2 separate regions of the Homo sapiens genome follow, and region 2 is linked to region 1. The links are chromatin contacts, found by Hi-C or POLR2A ChIA-PET in ENCODE. All regions are on one chromosome and are shown on one strand. The core of a region is the stretch at or near the end of the contact, and the rest is flanking DNA. Distances in the headings are between cores, read along the strand shown.

Region 1 (3,157 bases), core at 229-2,728:
ACCTGTGGTCCTGCCTACTCAGGAGGCTGAGGCGGGAGGATCCCTTGATTCCAGGAGTTCAAGGCTGCAGTGAGCTATGATCATAGGATTGCACTCCATCCTGGGTGACAGAGCGAGATGCTGTCTCTTAAAAAAAAGTCATTGGTGATGACTTTCTTTATTGCCTTTCATTAACAAAGTAATTTCCCCATAGATGCCTCCCTCCCGCCATCTAGGACTTGTGGAGGTCGAAAATATCATGAATGAATGTTCACTTTTATAAAATGTTCTTCCTGCACCACTTGTGCCTTGAGAAGCTCTGTGGAGTGCAGGGTCATTCTCAACTTTCTTGAGGAGGGGATGTCTCCACCCCCAACTCCACTGTAGGCACCCTCTTCCCTTAAGCTGCTTTAATTTTTTTTCACTTAATATTCACTCAACTATATTCTTTACAAGAAAATAAATTCCAAGGGGACAGGGACTTTTCTGCCTTACTTCTGTTTCCAAGCTTTTAGAAAAGCACCTGGCACATGGTAGGTGCTCAATAAATATTTGTGGTGATACTTATTAAGAAATGGAGTGACAAAAGGCACTGTGAATTCATTAACATTAAAAATATTTTGTCTTATTGCATGAAATTAATGCATACATATAAAAATGGTGGCATGTAAGTGTATGCGTTATTTAATCTCTGTTATAGGTTTCTGAACCCCTGGGAGTAACTCCAAGGATCAGAGATTGAGAACCACCTATATCAGGGGGAACAAGTACTAAATTGAAGTGCCGTAGACTGACTTGATTCTATTACAGGCTGAGCATCTTTTATTTGAAATGCTTGGGGCCAGAAGTGTTTTGGATTTCAGATTATTTTGGATTTTGGAATATTTGAATTATACTTACCAATTGAGCATCCCAAATCCAAACATCTGAAATCTAAATGTTCCAATGAACCTATCATTAAAGCATCTTGTCAGTACTCAGAAAATTTCAGATTTTGAAACATTTTGGATTTTTGGATTTGGGATGCTTAACCTGTACCTGCTAGGTAACTCTGAACAACACCACTTAATTTTCCTGAGTCTTGGTTTAATTGTGTGGCAGATGGGAGTAATAATAGCTGATTTACCTACTCGACATAGCTGAAAATAGAATGATATGTATATATGCAAATACATTTTGTAAACTACAAAGAACCATACACATATAGATTATTTTTGCTACTATAATAAAACATAGGTCTTGGGTCCGTAATCCCAGCAAAGCAGAGGACTGCTGCCTGCAGCTTTAGTCAATTTGATCACCATAGTCTATCATCACCATCATTAGAATAGAAACACTTACTCTCCCTGGGGTCTGTTGACCATCCCACGTGCGAAAAAACCCTATACAAATTTGCCCGGAATGTAGACTCCCCATTGGCCACAGTGGTAGTTTATTAGCTTCATACTGTGTGGAGTCAATGACTCATAGAAGGCACATTTTTCACCTCTTAGCCTTGGCAGCAACGACCCGTTGCTCAAAATTTGCTAACAGGCTCCCTCAGCTATTTCCTGTTGTGTTGCAGTAACACCGCTTTTTCTTTAGGCCACATTAAATTTTAAAACACATTAGAAACATTTCATCCCTGGCCTTCCTCTTCTAGTCATTGCAAAAAAAAAAAAAAAAGTGCTGTAGCAAACATGAGGATTATGATGATTGGTTAATTTCCCTCCATTTTAACCAATGAAATGTGTTCCTTATCACTATGGTTACATAACAACTAGCTCCCACAGGTGGAATCCAGCCTCACCAAAGCACCTGGGATAGTTCATCTACTCCTGCTCACTGATTATATCTAAATCACCAATAATGACCCAAATAACTTCGTATTTTTAAAAGTTATAGAGGTTATGTTATTTTTAGCCACTTCTATTGTGAAATATACTTCCCAAACAGAAAACTGTGCAAATCAGAAATGTCTAGCTCAATGAATAGCACGTAGATTTCCTTGCTCTTCTTCAGCTATACCCACCTAAGCATGACCCCTCAATACTATAGTTTACTTCTGTCTGTTTTTGTTTTGTTTTGTTTTGTTTTGTTTTTTTGAGACGGAGTCTCGCTCTGTCGCCCAGGCTGGAGTGCAGTGGCGCGATCTCGGCTCACTGCAAGCTCCGCCTCCCGGGTTCACGCCATTTTCCTGCCTCAGCCTGCCCAGTAGCTGGGACTACAGGCGCCTGCCACCACTCCCGGCTAATTTTTTTTTTGTATTTTTTAGTAGAGACGGGGTTTCACTGTGTTAGCCAGGATGGTCTCGATCTCCTGACCTCGTGATCCACCCGCCTCGGCCTCCCAAAGTGTAGGGATTACAGGCGTGAGCCACCGCGCCCAGCCCCTGTCTGTTTTTTAAAGTATATAAATGGGATTCTGTGATATGTTTTCTCTAGTATCTGGCTTGTTTTGCACGTCATTCTGTTTATGAGGTTCATTCATGTTCATGTAACTGTGGTCCAATTTCTTCACTGCAGTGAAGTTGTTTATTATATTTTAAAAAACATTTTCATGAATCCATTTCATTGTTGATGGACAGTTGGGTTTTTTCCAGTCTAAAGCTGCTATACACACTGCTGCTGTGAAGATTGCTGTACAAGTCTCGTGCTAAAAATAGGCATGCTTTTCCGCTGAGTATCTACCTAGGAGTGGAATTACTATGAAAGAAGGAATGCACATCTTCACTTTAATAGATAATACCAAACCTCTTCCTTTAGTGACTAGAACCAAATGTATGATATGAGAGAGTCTCCATCACTCTCCATTGTCACCAGCCCCTGGCATGGATATTCCCTTTAATCTTAGCCACCTTGGTGAGTGTATTTGGAATCTCAATGTTTTTAATTTGCACTTTTCTGATTACTTAAGAGTCTGGGCCCCTTTCCCTATATTTATTGACCATTTGAATATTGTTCTTTGCCAGGTATCTTCAAGTGTCATCCATTTCTGTCTTTTATTTTATTTTATTTATTTATGAATTGGGATCTCACTCTGTTGCCCAGGCTGGACCGCAGTGAAGCTCACTGCAACCTTAAACTCCAAGTGATCTTCCCTCCTCAGCCTACAGGCATGAGCCTTCATGCCTGGCTATTTGTAAAATTATTATTTTTTGTAGAGATGGGGGTCTTGCTATATTGCCCAGGCTTGTCTT
Region 2 (3,157 bases), core at 373-2,872, 560 kb after region 1:
AATTAATGAATTCCTTTATCCTAATAACGAAACGGCAAAAATATATTCCTGAAAAATGTCTCCAGTAAAAACAAACGAATCCCTGCAACTGCTGTAACTATAGATAAAAGCAAGTTATATAGAAACATTAACCAAGTTCACAAAAGAAATGAGACTGTAATGCAAGATTAACCGAGCTCAAAAGAAAAGTGCCTATTTAAAGCACTTTATTGTGTTATCTACAAGATCAGTGTGAAACTCATCAATCAACTACTGCGTTCAACAAATATTGTACAGTAGAAAGGAGCACAAGCACTACAGTGGCATATTCATACAGCTGCAAGATTTTTATGACGCTGCTGACAAAACAAAAAATAAAAAGCTCAACACAAGAACATTTCTCCACCTTCAGAGACCAATGATTCTATTCCTAGGGAACAAGTGGGGGGACAGACCCGGGCGGGGCAAGAGCAGCGAGGCCAATCAGAGCGCGAGTTACAAGCGCGGTGGAGCGGGGAAGCGAATGAAACCGCCCAGTTGAATGGCTGGCTGCGCACGCCACACCCCCGCAGAGGCGGCCGCACCTGGAGCCCCACCCCTGCCGCAGGACCTCCGCGAGTCGCCCCCACCGCTCCGCCCCGCGCCGCCCCCAATGACTGTTTCCTGCCAAAACAAACCTGGCCGCCTCAAAAACAAAACAAAATCTTCAGCCGGGAACGCAGCTATCCCCGGGCCGCCCCCCAGTGCGGGTCACACTTTGCACCCCACGGGCCGGGGTCCCCGCGAGGGGAAGGGGCGGGGGCGGGGGGCGGTGCACGGAAAACCCGGGGAGCAAACGTGCCCAATGCTCACCAACTCCTCGTAGCTCCTGTTGTGCTCGTTGCCCTCCCAGTCCAATCTCTTCGGCAACAACTGGAAAGACACGAAACGCACACGAGTGACCACCCCTCCGGCGCGGGGGGGGCGGGGGGCGGGGGGCCGGGGGCGGGCGGCGGGCGGCGGGCGGGGGGCGCGGGCGAGCATCCCTCAGGGCAAGGTCGGCAGGAGGAACCCGAGGGAGCGCGGGGACGGGCGCGCACAGACCTGGTACTGCTCCAGCTCCTGCACCAGCACCTGCGGCCGAGAGACGCGCGGTCAGGGGTGGGGTCGGGCCCGGGGCGCTCCCGTTTCACCCCCGCCCACCACCCGCGACCCCCGGCGGCGGGGACACTGGGGACGCCAAGTCCGCAGCCGCCCGCGGGCCCGCACTCACCTGGGCCGCTCTCCGACACGGGCCCGCCGATAGGTACCGGGCGATAAGGAAGTACAGCTCTGCGGGAAGACAAGGAGTCAGGTCAAGCCCCGGCGGGGAGGGGAGGGGGACGGGGCCAGGGGAGCCGGGGGAGCCCGGGGAGCCGGGGAAGCCGAAGCAGCCGGGAGCGCCAGGGCGGGGGTGGCACGGCCTCGCGTCTTACCCGACTCGATGAGAGGCACCGGGCGTCGGGCGGACGACGGCTCCGCCATGGCCGGGCGCGGGGCGGGAGGCGGGAGCGAGCGAGCGAGCGGAGCGTGTAGGCCGCGCCGAGGCCTGACCGGGCTGGCGTCCCCTCTTCTCAGGCGCGCGCCGCCGCCGCCGCCGCCGCCGCCATACCGTGCGCGCCGCCTGGACCGACGCCTCCGCGGGGGAGGAAGTAGTTCCTCCGCGGGAGACGAAAAGTAGTCCCTCCGCGGGGGGCGGGGGTTTGCGCCAAGAGAGGACCGGAGCTCGTGTCCCGCCCGGGGAGGCGAACCTCGCTCAGCTCTCTGCCTCCGGGGACTCGATGAGGAGAAAGTGACGCGGAGGCAAAGACCTGGGCGCCGCAGCAGCGAGTGGGGGAGGGGAGGGCGCGTGGTCCGAATCCCTGCGCGCAATGAGGCGGCTGCCCGGGCTTTGTGAGGCGGCAGCGCGACGCCGGGTGGCCCAGCAGCGGGCGGGTGCCGGGGGCGGAAGCGCGGCCACAAGAGGGGGCGATTCACCGCCGCCCCCCGTGGGACCTGGGTCCTCTACGCGGGACCGCAGGGGCCCCGAGTCGCGGGTTGGGCAAGGTCGCCCGCTCCGGGTCGCTCGGAAGGGTCATTTCACGGACCGGTCGTCTGGGGCCAGTGCGTCTTGCCCCGCACGGAAGACCCCTCGCTTCGAGGACAGGAAAGCTTTTAAAGTGAGGATTGGCTCGCCGCGCCTCCCGCAGAGGGGAACGCCGCCCGGACCCGCGCTCCTGGGGCGGGGGCCTCGTATGCTGGCGTTGCCGGAGCGTCTGCGGCGCTGAAGGCTGCCGAGACCCAGCCACATCCCCCACAAGCCAGCAGCCCGGCAGAAAATTACATAAAATGCAGCGCTTCGCCGAGGGGGTGCGAGTCGGGGGAGCAGCGCGCAGCTGCGGCTGACGGCTCGGCTGGATCCATCCAAGCATGGACAGGAAAACGGGACTGTGGGGAGAGGGTGGTGCAGACGGGCCGCAGACCCTCCTTAGGAAGAGAAGCCGGAAACTAGGGAGTCATGTGCAGTTAGAATCCTCTTGGAAGACTAGTAGGATGTGAGGTTGGAGAGGTGGACGACGACCAGAAAATTCCCTTGTCTTGCCAGGCTTCTGACCTAACTATGAGTTTCCTCCGCGCATCCAGCCTGCCCTGCTCTGGCCCCTAAAGTACAGCAGTAACACTCAGTGGTGTCCCTGCCTTCCTGGAATGCGCGTTAACAATTCTGATTCTTACTCATGGCAATAACCTACACACCACATAGACGTTAAATGTGGTTCGGGTCAGACTCTAGGGCAGGACTCACTGCCTGCACCTTGTCTTGGCTCCACCAGCTTGACCTTGAGCAAGTCACAACCTGTGGGTCTCAGTGTTCCTTACTAGTAAACCGTAGGTAATTCCTCACTAGTAAACAGATAATATTTGTGCCTGTCTCAAAGTTGTGAGGATTTAATGAATTTGTGTTCCTGGTATACAGTAAGCACCGTGTACAAGTTGGCTTTTATTTACACCAAATAGCAAAAGCTTTTATTTATTTTGAGACAGGGTCTTGCTCTCAGGCTGGAGTGCAGTGGCGCGATCTCACCTCACTGCAACCTCTGCCTCCCGGGTTCCAGCGATTCTTGTGCCTCAGCCTCCCGAGTAGCTGGAATTGCAGGCAAGCGCCACCACGTCCGGCTAATTT

Evidence for each region. Hi-C counts contacts between places; a loop is a spot of excess contacts on that map. ChIA-PET counts read pairs that join two places held with the same protein, here RNA polymerase II (POLR2A). Pooled maps may share reads with other maps.
Region 2: a pooled map shows a loop between it and region 1 (4-fold over the local background). The contact joins the promoter of BRWD1 here to the enhancer-like site in region 1. A Hi-C loop is called at or near these places in 2 of 168 maps with a recorded cell type or tissue (both naive thymus-derived CD4-positive, alpha-beta T cell), 4 of 37 single-sample maps with no recorded cell type and 14 of 50 pooled maps. POLR2A ChIA-PET finds 5 or more read pairs at or near these places in 1 of 52 experiments (CD4-positive, alpha-beta T cell).

The regions. Positions count from the first base shown.
Region 1 is chr21:38,754,358-38,757,514 of GRCh38, forward strand. The region is part of intron 1 of LINC00114 (long intergenic non-protein coding RNA 114); the gene reads right to left. Among named protein-coding and RNA genes, the nearest start is that of LINC00114, 18 kb to the right of the region's middle. Within about 2 kb of position 1,479, at least 16 of the 41 ENCODE cell types and tissues checked have a DNase peak (open chromatin) inside an H3K27ac peak, as active enhancers do.
Region 2 is chr21:39,312,010-39,315,166 of GRCh38, forward strand. BRWD1 (bromodomain and WD repeat domain containing 1) reads right to left here and starts at 1,623. Exons shown (of 41, transcript NM_033656.4): 1 at 1,434-1,623; 2 at 1,232-1,290; 3 at 1,063-1,092; 4 at 832-891. The coding sequence starts at 1,482. BRWD1-AS2 (BRWD1 antisense RNA 2) reads left to right here and starts at 1,898. Exons shown (of 1, transcript NR_111942.1): 1 at 1,898-2,906. RefSeq lists silencers at 397-796, 817-896, 1,087-1,336, 1,447-1,506, 1,577-1,686 and 1 more and enhancers at 2,416-3,111, 3,112-3,157.